2 separate regions of the Mus musculus genome follow, and region 1 is linked to region 2. A link is a loop called in an ENCODE intact Hi-C map of the cell type or tissue named here. Cell type or tissue: left cerebral cortex. All regions are shown on one strand.

Evidence for each region. Peaks named below come from ENCODE experiments on the same cell type or tissue, not always from the same donor. Only the 100,000 strongest peaks of a DNase experiment are listed, where the experiment ranks them.
Region 1: a loop joins it to region 2, with 5 times the contacts of the local background. A loop is called at or near these places in 2 of 42 quality-filtered maps.

Annotation. Positions count from the first base shown.
Region 1 is chr2:42,523,222-42,531,221 of GRCm38, reverse strand. The region is part of intron 1 of Lrp1b (low density lipoprotein-related protein 1B); the gene reads left to right. Among named protein-coding and RNA genes, the nearest start is that of Mir6336, 80 kb to the right of the region's middle. In left cerebral cortex, no CTCF peak of the experiment used is centred here; DNase peaks (open chromatin) are centred at 545, 3,926 and 4,118; H3K27ac peaks cover 560 bases.
Region 2 is chr2:42,454,490-42,462,489 of GRCm38, reverse strand. The region is part of intron 1 of Lrp1b (low density lipoprotein-related protein 1B); the gene reads left to right. Among named protein-coding and RNA genes, the nearest start is that of Mir6336, 11 kb to the right of the region's middle. In left cerebral cortex, no CTCF peak of the experiment used is centred here; DNase peaks (open chromatin) are centred at 3,753 and 4,077.

The DNA of each region.
Region 1 (8,000 bases), 69 kb before region 2:
GTTATGTACATAGTTACTCAGAGAAGCTGAAAAACTCTTTTTGTAAAACACATCCATACAGTCTGAAAACTCTTCTTAACCACATAAAAATCATTGCCTTTTCCACACTAAGGGAAAGAAAACCTTACCTATAGAACACAGTTATTTAAACTGCAAATGATAGATTATTAAAACTGAAGACTCTGATATATTGTGTTCATAATCTACAAAGAAAATGGGGTATTATGAGACATTAATAAATGGAGAGTCTGTGAAAAAATTCAAAGGTATTAATTTACTTGAAATAATTTACAGTTCTAAAAAAGTGCATTCACTGACCACTTATCATTCACTGTGTTGCTTATGTGCTTAGAATTCTATTTCAGAATCTAATCTATGCCAGTACAGCTAGAAATTTGGCATAAGAAGTAACATATGTAATAGAGAGAGCCTGTTTTATCATGTGCTGTTTCTTTAACTACAGTCCCCTTACTTGTCATTTGCATATAAATAATTCATCATCAAATATTCATTTCTCACTTTGAAACATTCACTGTAGCTGTTCCAGCAAGTCTGAGTAATAAGCGCAAAGAAAGTTCTTTTGGTAGAGCAACGGCACAGAATAAGTGGTTGCATGTCTTCCATCACTTTACTACCTCTAGGGATTAATTTCTCTAAAATGTGCCAGATTCTCTAAATATAATATTTATACCATCCCTTTCTTACTTAAACATATGTTAGCAACTAATACTTGGAAGCATTCAGTATTTTATTGTCTGTTTGCTCATCTTCTTATGAGATTCTTAGAATAGCCAGAAGTCCATCAAAATATTGTTCTCTTACTTTAGATTTGTGTCCATAATTATTTTTCCTTAAGGTCACATAATACCCCAATTCTGTTGACTAAAAATATTCATATGTGGAAATGTATGGTTGCAAACTTTTTATTACTAGAAAAATAATTTTATTTTTACAACTGTATTCTCTTGATAAAAGATTTGATAAGGCTATCGTCAAAAATTAGAGGTAAATATTGAGATTATTTAATTTCCTTTATAGTATTGCTATTGAAAAGTTTTGTGAATCCGTTGAAACGTCTTTGTCAGATTCTTTAAAGACTCAAGACAGGTTTGGAAACTACTGGTCTACCTCTGCTTCAATGTCTCTGTGCTCTGCAATCATTTGGTTCTTCACCTGTCTCAAGTACTTAGGGTGATAACCAAAGCCATAGAGTAACCAAGCTCACTCACTCTGCCAGTTTTCATTTTATTGCACATGCTTCCAATATGTGACAGTCAGCCACTCACTTCTTTAAAGAGCCTTGTGACACTGCTCTAACCTGGTTTCACTGCTCTGTGACAGTGATTTTTTTTCTTTTTTTTTTCTCCTTTCTTTTCACATGAAAAAGTGCATTTGCAGTTTCTGACAATAGTTTCTAGGCTGATATTTGCCTTCTCTTTTTGTAGTATCCATTCTCGGAATTTTGACAATTGTTTCAACAAACTACTTTACAGCATGCATTTTCAGCCACACATAGTCCTAAACTTTTCTATCACTCAGTGGTTCATTCCTAAAAACATTTGGATCGTGGATGGTAATTATACTACAAAATAAAGCCGTGAGAGCAGCAGCATGCTCTATCTTTCCCTTTTCTGCTCCATGTACTGTTTATTATATAATCTTGTTCATCATGTTCACATTGTTAAAATCACAATTAATAGTGCTATAAAAATAAGCTTATATAAAAGTGATAATTTCTGAGATGGTCCCCTTTTAGCCAATCAATAGATACATTTTATGATTACAAAATGACATAATTTTCATTTTTTTCTTTCACATGTAGAATTGGCACATACTGGGAAAATGGTGTTTTTTCTTACAAATGGACATACTATTACACGTTTCTAAGAGATTCTGTGAATATTTTATCTTCCTTATGTAGTAATTGACTTTGTCTATACATTTTACATCCATATATTTATTCCCAAACATCCTAACTTTATTCTGCCTTTACAGCACTCAACTGCTCAAAGATCTCTTATTCTTATAAGAGACTTTTTTTAAACTTAAATTCTAGATCATCTTCTGTGATTCTAGTCTAAATGTCATACATTTTTGGCATTTAATATTTAAGCATGAATGTATTAAAAATCTCTGCCTTGTCACATAATATCCTATCATTATCTTCTTTAAACCACAATAACAATGGTTTTAAATTATGGATTACCCATATAATAAAGTTTGCAAGTTATATTTCTACTATTTTTTTCTTTTCTAGTCTTTTCTTCTTTTTGAACATAGTATTCTCATGATACATGTATACCATATATGAAATGATCTTCCTCAAAAGTAGCTTCATTTTACAGCTCAGGAGTTAAAGCCCAGAGAAGTAAAAGTAATAACAAACTAAAGCCCACATTAATATCTGCATTGAAACTATTGGATAGAAATTCTACAGCACACTTTTCTCCTTTTAAATAAACTTGTAAATAACAAATTGGCCATTTTGGTTTAAAGTGAATTGGGAATTTTATGAAACATCAAATAATGGTAAATAGACAATAAACTTGCTATCATGGTGGACATGGTAGACTAATAAACAAGTAGACAAACATATCTTATTAAAACATTATGAATAATTGGTGTGCTGCTTGATGACTCATGGACAACAGCTATCTCTTGTTAATTGATGATGATGAGACACCATACATTTACAAAGTCTCTGTAAGTACTAAATGCTGCGATTCTCATGATCATAGTCTACTGGTGCACATTGCAATTCAGTCTGTCTATAAAAAACCACATCTGACTTATTAGATCACAATTTGGCTCTGAATGAAGAATTGGTGCTAAGAATAGATTTTATGAGATGAAGAATATAATCTTGACAAAATGAGAATCCAAAGTAAAGATTGGTTTGATTTAATGTAGTCAAACATCTGGATATGTGACTAAAATCTTCACTTTCCATATGGATGCTTCACATCGTGTGAATAATATCAGTGTTGGTTTTAAAAAGAAGCTAAATTTGTGTCAAAATAAGTAATTATCCATCTTGCCTAACATAAAATGGTTAACATTTTTGATTATCTCTGCATTAACAATTAAGTACTATTTTTTTACACTTGGTTAATATATATAAGTATATACTAGATGTCATATGTGAGGTTATTATACAAACAGAGACATATACATACATGCATATATTTGTATATTTATATATATTCAAATATTTGTGTATGTATAGGTAAACAAACCAGGTACTTCCAGAAGATAGCAGAAGTTTTTATAAAATATGATTTTACAAAATATGTGTCTACTTCCTTATTTTTAAAGTTTTTCTTCATATTTCCCAATTTACTAAATCTTAGAACATTCACAGTTTCTTAGATTACTATTTCCCCTCTGGCAGAATCTCACTGTAAACATAACAAAACAAACCATAATATGCCTGAAATTAAAAATATACATAAGTAAATGTCATGAAATATCAACTGAGTAAAAAAAACAAGAGACCCAATCCATGATTATGCATTTCTTCGTTGATACTCTCTGATTTCATGACAAAAAAAAAAAAAAAAAACATAGTTCAATTTTGTCTCACAGGTGGTTGAATGGTGGCTGAAGTTTCAGGGGCTGAAATATCAGTGGGCTGAATATATTGATTACAATAGTAATTAATTTTTAGGACCAAACAACAGGTCTTTAAACTGTTTAGCAGAAAGCACCCAATCGCCTATTGTGGAAAAAAGTAAAATTTTAAGGTATCGATAGCCTGGGATTGTGAAAACTACTTTGTCACCTCAAGCAAATTCCATATAATTATCTTTCAGGCTTTAAGCTACTTCACCAGGAAACTCACATGAAAAGGGTTTACTGTGCTATTTGATGTGAGACTTTGTATCACAATGGAAATTACACTCCATCCTACAGTCAAATTAAATTTGGAAAAGGATTGCGTATTAAACCTACTTACATATATTATCACATGATACAAAGTATGATGGGGCTAAGGACAAAAAGAAAATTTTCTTTCTCATTTTCAAAGTTTCAAAATCCTTGTGTGCATAAAATATGATTCCAAGCATATATCAGAGACATAAAATTGAAGCAATAGAAGGAAAACACAAAGATATTTTTAGCCTTTCCCCAGTGATTTCTTTTCAGCTCTCAGACAGTACAAAATGAGTCAACACTTAAGGAAGCCAGAAATAATATAACGAGTCTGCAAAATTACAGCTACCTACAGCTCAGATCTTCAATCAAGTAATTGTTAAACTCTCACTAGAAAGAAAAAAATATGTTCTCAGCTGAACTCAGATAATAATTTCAACATTATTGTCAAAAGAAAAGCCTTATAATTAAGAACACACAGGTAGATAGCTGTATTTTTGTACCTTCCTAGTGATTAATATGCATCCCTGAGATGGTCTCCTCAGGATGTTTCAGTAAAAGCCCGGTCTATATATATTCATGCCACTGTCTATATCAGTGCTTGATGCCACAAGTCAACACCCATCTTCCTGGGTGATTTTGATATAATAGTTGCCAAAAAACTCTGACATAATTGCTTTTCATCTGTTGATAAATTATTCTCTATGAATGAAAGTTTTTCAATCTTAAAAGTTGAATTTTGAGTAACCAGGGGTAGAGAAGGGTGTTCTACAGTGACTACTGTTTGTAAAGAAACACATAAGGAAGCATTTCTCTATCTAGAAACAAATGACCACTGGGAACACATATTTTCTTTTAATTAATTTCTGTTATGTGTATGGCACCAGGTTTAACAGCTACTTGTAATTAATGAGAAACCCCTACTGCTCAGTTATGAGAAACACATATCTTTAGACATTTCGAAAATATACATATATGGAATAATTGCAACAACTTGAAACACTCTTAGGGAATAGCCTTGTAGATTCTAGTAAACTATATAGTAAATCTAAAGCTCTATCAAAATTTACATAAAGATGTATACACACACACACACATATATATATGGCATTTATACACACAGAGTTCCTGTTGTTTGCATGAAATATTATATATACACATATACATTTATACATCTATACATGCTTATAAGTTATTTTCAATATTCATCTAGATGTACTCATTAGAATATATGTTTATATTTAAAAATATGTAGTCAACAACATCTATATAATGTGATTTATATTTTTATGTATTTATATTTATATATCTGTGTGTTTGTATAATATATATATATATATATATATATATATATATATATATATATATATATATATATGGAAAAATATAAAATCAATAAAGTGGCCAAAACATACAGTAATTATTTTATTATTCTAATTACTCTCCAACTTCAGTGATACTGGAAGGAGAGTCAGTGTCTAGAATATGTAGTGATCCATGTGAGAATTTAAACAACAGTGTGAAAATCTCAAGTTTCTCTGGTAAAGGGTATACACGGATTGAAATGGACCCAGTCTTTCTGTCTTTCAGATTTCTCCAGAAGGGAAAGAATTGAGATGTGGCAACAATGAGGTCACTCATGTGTTCAGAAAACAATAGAAACACACAACTGTTGGTTCTTCAGGGCAACTAGAGTTCATTGAAAGTGGTATAAGATTCAAAATCTAGGTTTGGGGGTGAATTTTGAGGGAAGCCTAATGGCAAGTGTATGAAATGGGCTCCAGAAGGAGAGCTGCAAATTCATTGCCACATCTCACAACTCTGTCTTCAAAAAAACCCCATACTCTGTACTATGTCCGTGCAAATCAGGGTAGGGCCCCATGAGAGAGAACCTGGTAATGTATGCGTTCATGGTTCATCCTGCTCAATCAGGAGGCATCTAATCTTGAGTCATAGATGTCAAAATATGTCACCAGCTCTGCCTTCTACAGCTACTCTGGCATTCCCCACTGACAGATGTATGCTTAGGAGGATTGGAGTATCCAGGAGTTGACAAAAAAGAAACGCTGCATCATACAACATGGAACATCCAATGTAAGCAATGAAACATCCCCCAACCCCAAAGTCAAGTCTCTCCTACATCTTGGTCAGCCTCACAAGGACCATTATAGCTACACTTAAGAAATGTCATGAAAAATCCATCTTGCATGGGTACATGTGGTGACAATTATGGTTTACTCAGGAGCAAGGTAGTCTTGTTTGCAGTTCTGGGCTTAAAATCTATGCCTTATCCATGCTAGAGAAGCCATACCCCTCTGAGATTCACAGCAGATCTCCCGGGTAGTTTTATTGTCTATGTATGCCCCAACACGTCTACTTTCTCAGGCTCTGCTAACTAAGCAAGCCTATAGGAGTCATCATACCTACCCACATGCTTGTGAGCATCAAATCCTTGTGATCTCATCAGGTGGACACAACTTGACCAAGGGCACAGTACCTTTTAAATTTTACATTGCTAATGCTATCAACGCTAACAAAAAAACATCTTCTCATACGACAGACTTTTTCCTTCTAATTATAAAATAAGAGAACTAATTAGGCACAGGAAAAACCCAAAGGAAACTATATAACTCTTCTCTTAAATTTAAAATTTGTCTGACTTTAAGTGACTTGAGATTAATCTTCAGAATGTGGATTTTTTTTTGTTTAACACATTTTTCACTGTAAAAGAAAACAAATGTGAAGGAAATGTGCAGTTTATAAAGATTAGGCCAGGTTATATATGAATATATGCAATACATATATGGTTATTTTGTGATAAGTAGGAAATCATTAGTGAAAAAGCCAAAAAAATGTAATTATTTTAGACTTTTATTCTAATTACTTCCCATCTTCATTGATACAGTAGAGAAGTAGTATTTAGAATCTTTAGTGTCCCATGTGCGAATTCCAACAGCCAGTGACAATCTCATGTATTCTTCTTTAAGAGTATCCACAGACAGAAAAAGGGCCCAATCTTTATGTTTTTAAAAACAAAATTTGTTAGAGAAGCCACTTTACTACGGGTAGAGAGTTGTACAAAGTGTAAGTTAAACCTTCTTTCTTTGTATTGTGCTTTGTATTGGCAGCTGACTAGTGTGAGTGTCAGTGTGGACCACACTCTTGGTAAAAATGGATCCTGGAACTTGTGACTGCTAGAAAAGAAAAGAGTATCAACTCCACAGACATTTATAAAGGCAATGGCATGCAGCATGAGTCACAATAATGTGACCTGTGTAGGCTTTGAATCCAATTAACATGTCCACAGGGAGAAGATGAAGTTTATCTAGCCATTGTTATCATAACATCATAGTATACAATAAACCAACTGGTGATGTGCTCACTAATAGTAAGGCAAATGGCTTATTCATTTTTTTCTTTAACAGCTTAATGGATGGGTATTTTTTTCAAATGTTTTCATGTAGAAAATTAGTCTGAAAAGCATTTTAATAAAAATTGTGTAGGATTACAAATGATATGAGCTCCCAATAACCTTGACTTACATCCATCAGAATGCAAGATCAAAGTAATGATTATTTTCTCTAAACACAGATAACTTTTAGCTCTTCTCATTTAGTTGACCTTAGACTGAAGTTGATAGAATTTAAGAAGCAGGGAGAGAGAAAAGGGAAATAGATATAACTGTCCTTCTGATTCTTTTTATCATGAGCATTTTCCTCAGATTTCAGAAGGCAAAGCCTGTGAGAGCAATTTTAGTTGTGTGTCTCACCTGTTCTAGTCCACTTCCTTATGTGAGCAAACTTTTATTTGTTGCAATATCATAAGTCTGCAGTTCTTTACAGGAGAGAAACAAAAAAGGAAACTAACAGAAGACAGCTATTCCCCAAACTATAATGTGCTTTCCTTACATGAGTGATTTAAACTAGGTTCATCTTTTGCCAAGTAAATATCAAAACCTAGCTGAACACAGAGGCTCACCACACAAATAAAACTAACTCCATGTGCGGAAAGATATGTATAAGCTTGAGAAATTATTTTCAAATAGATTTCATTAAAAACATAAAAATAACATCGGAACCACCATGACAATTAATAAGGTTGGGCTCACATTTATTCATGGTTTTCTT
Region 2 (8,000 bases):
GTACTGGTTAGTTCATGTTGTTGTTCCTCTTATGGGGCTGCAAACACCTTCAGCTTCTTTGGTCCGTTCTCTAGTTCTCCCATTGGGAACCCTGTGCTCAGTCCAATGATTGGCTGAGAGCATCTACCTTTGTATTTTTCAGGCACTGGTAGAGCCTCTCAGGAGACCGCAATATCAGGTTCCTGTCAGCAAGCACTTGTCAGCATCCACAACTAAGTCAATATATTCATTGGTAAATGAATCAACTCCAAAATTTCTTAGCTGGAATCCTCAGAAAGATGCTACTTACACAGAGTTCTTTACAGGATGAATATTCAGTGTAACAGAAAAAAATCATCACCTCATCAACTGTTTTTAAAATCATATCAAATACTGACCAATGCAAAATATACATACATCCAATGTATAACTGAATAGATAAAGGTAGGTTTCATAGTAAAACATCCCAGGGTCTTACAGTTCTGTTATGTGTTTAGGAAACATGCTCAAAGAGGTCATGGCCCAGTATTTTTCTTCCTTTCTTCCTTCTTCCTTCCTTCCTTCCTTCCTTCCTTCCTTCCTTCCTTCCTTCCTTCCTTCCTTTGTTCCTTCTTTCTATTTAAATCTTCACATGGTGTCTCAAAATCCCCTGGCTTCAAAACTCACTTAATAGTGAGTGCCTAGCAATACTTTCAGATATAGGCATCACATGCTCCATTAACAAAGTGATAACTTTTAATTGGTGAGTCTCTTTTCAGGAAGGAGTCAGGACATCATTGGCAAGAGGACTGATTTTTGCTGTATTTGTACATTAGTTGTTTATAGTGGAAACCAATTTGCTGTCTAAAATAGAAAACCATATGGACTCTCTTGGTTATTAAGAAAATGTAATAATAATCCATTTGTTCCTAAAAAATGTGAAGTGATTCTAAATCAAATATTGCTTCTTCTCAGTTGGTACTGCAGTAGCAACTATTACAAATATTCACCCACTCTTTTTAAAAATGCTTAAATCTTCATTTTACTTCATTGTTAAATACCTTCACTTGACAACTATGGAAATCATAACTGATTGTTAATTAAATATTTAAGTTTTGATAGTTTGTTGTTCATATATTGTTAGGCAAAGCTAATTTTGGTACCCAGAGTTAATAAGTTGAATAACCAAAGGGGTAACCTTAAGGGTTATTGCAACAGCGAAGACGCAAGAAAATCTGAGCATGTGTTTGGTTCTGGATGGCTTTTGCCTATAGAGAGCAAACAGGCGTGCCTGCAGAAGACTTTGGGATTCCATGATATTAGCATTATTTCATACTACTGTTAAATTTGGGTTCTGGAACTCATACATTTGGGTTTGGGGTTTCTCCCATTTAGCTTTTGCTTGCTTTAAGATTTAATACTTCAAGCGGGCATGGTGGTGCATGCCTTTAATCCCAGCACACAGGAGGCAGAGGCAGGCAGATTTCTGAGTTCGAGGCCAACCTGGTCTACAAAGTGAGTTCCAGGCCAGCCAGGGCTATACAGAGAAACCCTGTCTCGAAAAAACAAAAACAAAACAAAACAAACAAACAAAACAACAACAACAACAACAACAACAAAAGATTTAATACTTCAAAAAATAGTGTGATTATAGAAAAAACAGAATTCTATTATTTTTTCAGAGATTTAGATAAATTAGTATATTGGTAGGTGCCAAACATTATCTACTACTAATTTTTGGTTGCATTTGTCTATTGCTAATTTTTTCTATTTTTTTCCTCATAAATGACTGCCTATTAAACATAAGTAGTTAGCTAATTATATTTCAATGTCAAAAGAAAGGAGTAGAAGTGGGAACATAATTTTCAAATCTTTATTTAAAAACCAAAAGGATAGAGTCACAAACACTAAATCCCAAGATCCCAATGTGAACACTAGATCCCAAGATGTGATCCCAATGGCATCACATCTAATGTAACACTTTCATTTCAGTCACAGGAAAGCAGTTCATGCCTTTGTTAACAGCTGACATTCTAATTGATTTTAAACCGCTATGAGGTAATTTTACAATGAATTGTGACAAATTTCTGTGTATCGCAGTGTTTAAGGACATAGAGCCAGCAGTGATATGAAATTAAGAGAATAAACAAGGAGAAACAGACTTGTCACTGATTTGGGGTTTTATTCCAATGATACTATCACAGGTATCACTGAGTCTAGTGGCTATTAGATTGATGAAAAGCTTTGAAATGTTGTGCTCACAATACACAGCCAGACATTCAGCAAGTATCCCTAACTTGCTTATTATTTAGCTTTAGCATGTCTTGATTTTTGAATGTTGATTGCCATGCTGTAATTAATTGATATCTATGAAAATTATACTTCATCTTTGGATCCTCTCTTCCTTAATTTAATTGCCCTAGTAACTGCACAGAAAGCTTCATTATAAGTGAAAAATGGAGTATGCTGTAAACTCTTGACCATGATAAAAATTTTTTTTTTCCTTTTTTTTTTTGGAAGATTCCTTTTTTTCCCCAAACTCTTTGTGTCTGTACATTTTCCACAAAAATTACTCTTAGACAAAAAAGTGAGTTGTAGCTGATCACCAATTATTCAGACATCAAAATCACAGTTTAATTTATGTGAGCTTCAGGGAGCATTGGACAAGTACCTCCAAAGAAATTCTTTTAATCAATAATCTTTTCCTGCTAGAAATAATACGTAATTTAAATGTTTTGATAAAACATTTTGCTAAATTGCTCTTACATATTATTCTGTTTACACTAAAACGTTATGTGTGATTGTCCATGGACTCTAAGACAAGGATTGAATCATGCACATTCAGAGTCTTTAAATTGCAATCAAAGATGCATGACAATTGGCTTATGTCTTGGTGCCAGCTAGGACATTAAAGGGCATACAATAACGCTTGAAAGGTATTCTGGCTTTAAGTACTGCTTGGGTCTCTACCATGACCATGAGAACTACAATAGATTCTGCCTTTTAAACCTAACAGTAAGTGGATTAAATAGGGTTTTTTTTTTTAATTTTGCCTTTCCATAAACACATCTATTATCAACCATGATTCCATTATTTTAGAAAATAGAAGAAAAACAATTAAAGTAGCACTTGTGAATTCATTCTCTCATGAAATATAATGTATAGCTTTTATTTGCTATTTTAATGAATAGGAGACGGATGAAGTATAATGATTTCTGTCTGACTTTGTGATGAGGAGTCAGAAATTTTACAAAAAGCCAAATAGCTGAGTTTAAAATGATTTCTTTAAAGTAATAAGTAAAAATGAGTGGGCATTATCACCAAGAATAGTAAATTACTTTAAATTATGCTTTATGTTAAATTATTTTAAATTATGTTTTATGTTATTTAGAACAATTATGGGTTGTCAGCCCAAACCAAACTGGTAAACTTCAGTTTCAATGAAACAATAATAAATCATTCAAATATAGAGAAATGTTATATCTTAAGAAAAGTAAAAGTAGACAGCTAAATTTTAACACATTTTCAATGATTTAGACTCAAGGAGCATAAACTTGTTAAAGCAAACTGACATTAAATAAAGGTATCCATGTGCATATATACATCTGTGCATGCATGTGTGCATACTTGCCTGTATGTTCCTTGGGTTTTCTAAAACTCAAATCAGAAAGATGTCTTGCATCCGCCTATTTGCTCAGCTCCTCTAACATCTACTTTTGAATTTGTTCAGTGCTCATTCTGTTCTTCCATCTGGTGCTGTTGTGGGTGGATAACTTCCACAACTTGGAAGTTTGTAACTCAGTGTCAAAATCCAAACATAGCCCAGGATCCACTAACTAGCTGCCATCTGAGATTCTCCCTCTGTGGGTTGATGAACCTCCCCAGCCAGGCCTACACTCTTTATGGAATTTGTATCCATTTCAGTAAAATTCTGAAAGGGAATGAAGAATCTGTAGAACTGCCATAGTCTACAACTGTAACATTTAAGAAGTTAGTAAACTGATGTGATAGTAGCTTACCAGTCACAGGAGACACTTTCTCTGGAGTATTGAATGGCAACATCAAATTCAGGTAAATCGTGTTCTACTTTTTATCATCACCATCTGTGAACAATTCTAAATAAGTCCAGCATTAGCATTTCCTTCCTGCTGGGACAGACTGCTCCACCCTCCACCCTCCTTGGTGTGTTACTGTCTCTCCATGTATCTACCTGAGTGGGAGGGAATATCATAAGGAGCTGGAGTGGCAAGACCAACTTTCTCTTTTATATTCAAAGCACTTTAGCTATAGAAAGACTGGATCTCTGATTAGAGTAAATGAACAATGAATTAAGAGACTTTGTAATAGATGGTGTTTCCTTAGTGATTTTCAATACTGTGGAGTTCCCATGAGTTATGGGTGAAGGAGTTAATGCAAGTCAAGGGAATGGTCTAACAGATGAAGAGTGTCATTGGGCTAATGGAAAATCATAGGTACTGTTTGGTAATTTAAATATAACACTATTATTACCTATGTAAAGAAATGTGGTTTAGAAAGCAAACTCTTAAACAGGTCAGAACCCTAATGTGAATCCATTTATTTTACTTAGCAGGGGGTGAAAAGGAGAAATGTTACATTAAAAAGCTTTCTGAAAGCAAGATGCAAATTGTAACCATTTAAAAAAAAATTGAATCCTGAGACACATTGTTATAACACCTTGGAATAGCTACAGATGCGAGAAAACTAAGTACTTAGAATCTACCTAATAAAGATAGAGGTTAATTAGAGGTTGTGCATATCAAAAACGAAGTCTACTTTTAAAATGATTGTCTTCAAAACAAAGGTAATAAGTAAGATAAAAATTTAAAGTAGAGTTTAAGCTCATGAACTTGTTCACTACCTGTTTTCATCACAAGTCTACAAAACTTTCCACTTTTAAGATCTAGTGCTTACCAAAAGTCCTGTGAACCTGAGCTTGTTACATGGCCTCGTTTCTAGTTGTAATTCAAGATAAACACTAATTCAGGAAAACACTAGATGTTTAAATTCAAATAAAAATGTGTTCGTGATCAAGAAACCAAGCCTAAGATGTCCACAGATAGACCTGGCCTGAAATTCTGCTTGTCTGCTTGGCTGTCATTCTGCCACACTGCAAAGAAAGGGTGTCATTTTCCGCATGGTGCATGGCCTTTCCTACGTACGGCTCCAACCTCCACATAAAATGTAAGCATCTAGTATCAACTATGAACTTCTAATGCTGTCTAAAAACTTGATTCCTAATAAATACAGCAAGCAGGAACATCTTGTGAAAAGCAGCTGCACACAATAATTCCAGGAGGCAACGACCATCTGAAATATTGCTTAAAATTGTTTTTGACAAATACAAATCTAAATCAGCTAGGTTTCAATGAATTGTAATTTCAGGTTTCTTTCACAAGATACCAGGTAAAAGAAGGGACATTCACAAACATATGCTTTTTAAAAACTTGTTTCTGCCTTAGATACTCCCAAGTATCAGGTATGGAAACCTCCTTTTGAGTTGTTCCTTATAGCAGATCCTCAAAACAATATAGGCAAATGCTGATGCCCTGCTATTCCTCCAAGAAACTGAACATAAGACTCTATTGATCTAGACACTAACACTTTGTGCAGGTAACTTGGAGGAAGTAAGTTGGATCTGAAGTTTAGGTATCTTACTCAAGGACTAGTTCTCATGGCCCATGAAGGAGCTATGCAAGTTTTCATAGTTTTCAATAAGTTTACATTATTATTAAAATTAATCGACAGTACTGGATCCTCCTGCAATGCCTATGAACAACAATGATCAGTATGACAAGATAGCACAAGGGTTATAACAGTGGCACTTATACACTGGGGTATACATGGACATCCAAACGGATGTAAGGACCACTCATTAGGTATGGGGAGACTTCTTGCCTTGTACTATAAACTTATCCGATTACCCATGGCTAAAGAGAGCATAGACCCCAGAGAAAAAAACTACAACAGCCACTTCACTAAGACAGAATAACTTCTGTCTTCATACTAACTACGTGTCCTTACACTCACCCATAAGTGTAGCTCTCAGCTCTTATTGAAGCTTCTTTTTGTACAGAGGAAAATCTTTATGAAAAGCCACTACTGGTCAAATTTAGATAACCCCTAACTGTGGGTTCCTATCCTCAATTGATACATTTACAACACTACCCCTATATCCAAGGCTCAGGGAGCATCAAAGAAGAAGGTACCATAAGGACAAGAAGACATGTCAGGAACATCTGCTTTGAGATACCATCTTCTATATAGTATAGGGAAGCTGTAAAAAGGAAATCTCTACAGCATGGCTGTCAAAACAAGATCTTAAAAATTACAACATTCTGTTTCTGGGCTAATATCCACTTATCAGTTACAATTTGCAAAACACATGAAACTCAAGAAGAACGAAGACCAAAGTGTGGACACTTTGCCCCTTCTTAGAATTGGGAACAAAACACCCATGGAAGGAGTTACAGAGACAAAGTTTGGAGCTGAGAAAAAAGGATGGATCATCTAGAGACTGCCATATCCAGGGATCCATCCCAAAATCAGCCTCCAAACACTGACCCCATTGCATACACTAACAAGATTTTGCTGAAAGGACCCTGATATAGCTGTCCCTTGTGAGACTATGCCAGGGCCTAGCAAACACAGAAGTGGATGCTCACAGTCAGCTATTGGATGGATCACAGGGCCCCCAATGGAGGAGCTAGAGAAAGTATCCAAGGAGCTAAAGGGATCTGCAACCCTATAGGTGGAACAACATTATGAACTAACCAGTACCCCAGAGCTCTTGACTCTAGCTGCATATGTATCAAAAGATGGCCTAGTTGGCCATTAATGGAAAGAGAGGCCCATTGGACTCGCAAACTATATATGCCCCAGTACAGGGGAATGCCAGGGCCAAAAAGTGGGAATGGGTGGGTAGGGGAGTGGGGGAGAGGGTATGGGGGACTTTTGGGGTAGCATTGGAAATATAAATGAGGTTGCAGATGATATGATAGTATATATAAGTGACCCTAAAAATTCTACCAGAGAACTCCTAAACCTGATAAGCAGCTTCGGGGAAGTAGCTGGATATAAAATAAACTCAAACAAGTCAATGGCCTTTCTCTATACAAAGAATAAACAGGCTGAGAAAGAAATTAGGGAAACAAGACCCTTCTCAATAGTCACAAATAGTATAAAATATCTTGGCGTAACTCTAACTAAGGAGGTGAAAGATCTGTATGATAAAAACTTCAAATCTCTGAAGAAAGAAATTAAAGAAGATCTCAGAAGATGGAAAAATCTCCCGTGCTCATGGATTGGCAGGATCAACATTGTAAAAATGGCTATCTTGCCAAAAGCAATCTACAGATTCAATGCAATCCCCATCAAAATTCCAACTCAATTCTTCAACGAATTAGAAGGAGCAATTTGCAAATTCATCTGGAATAACAAAAAACCTAGGATAGCAAAAAGTCTTCTCAAGGATAAAAGAACCTCTGGTGGAATCACCATGCCTGACCTAAAGCTTTACTACAGAGCAATTGTGATAAAAACTGCATGGTACTGGTATAGAAACAGACAAGTAGACCAATGGAATAGAATTGAAGACCCAGAAATGAACCCACACACCTATGGTCACTTGATCTTCGACAAGGGAGCTAAAACCATCCAGTGGAAGAAAGACAGCATTTTCAACAATTGGTGCTGGCACAACTGGTTGTTATCATGTAGAAGAATGCGAATCGATCCATACTTATCTCCTTGTACTAAGGTCAAATCTAAGTGGATCAAAGAACTTCACATAAAACCAGAGACACTGAAACTTATAGAGGAGAAAGTGGGGAAAAGCCTTGAAGATATGGGCACAGGGGAGAAATTCCTGAACAGAACAGCAATGGCATGTGCTGTAAGATCGAGAATTGACAAATGGGACCTAATGAAACTCCAAAGTTTCTGCAAGGCAAAAGACACCGTCAATAAGACAAAAAGACCACCAACAGATTGGGAAAGGATCTTTACCTATCCTAAATCAGATA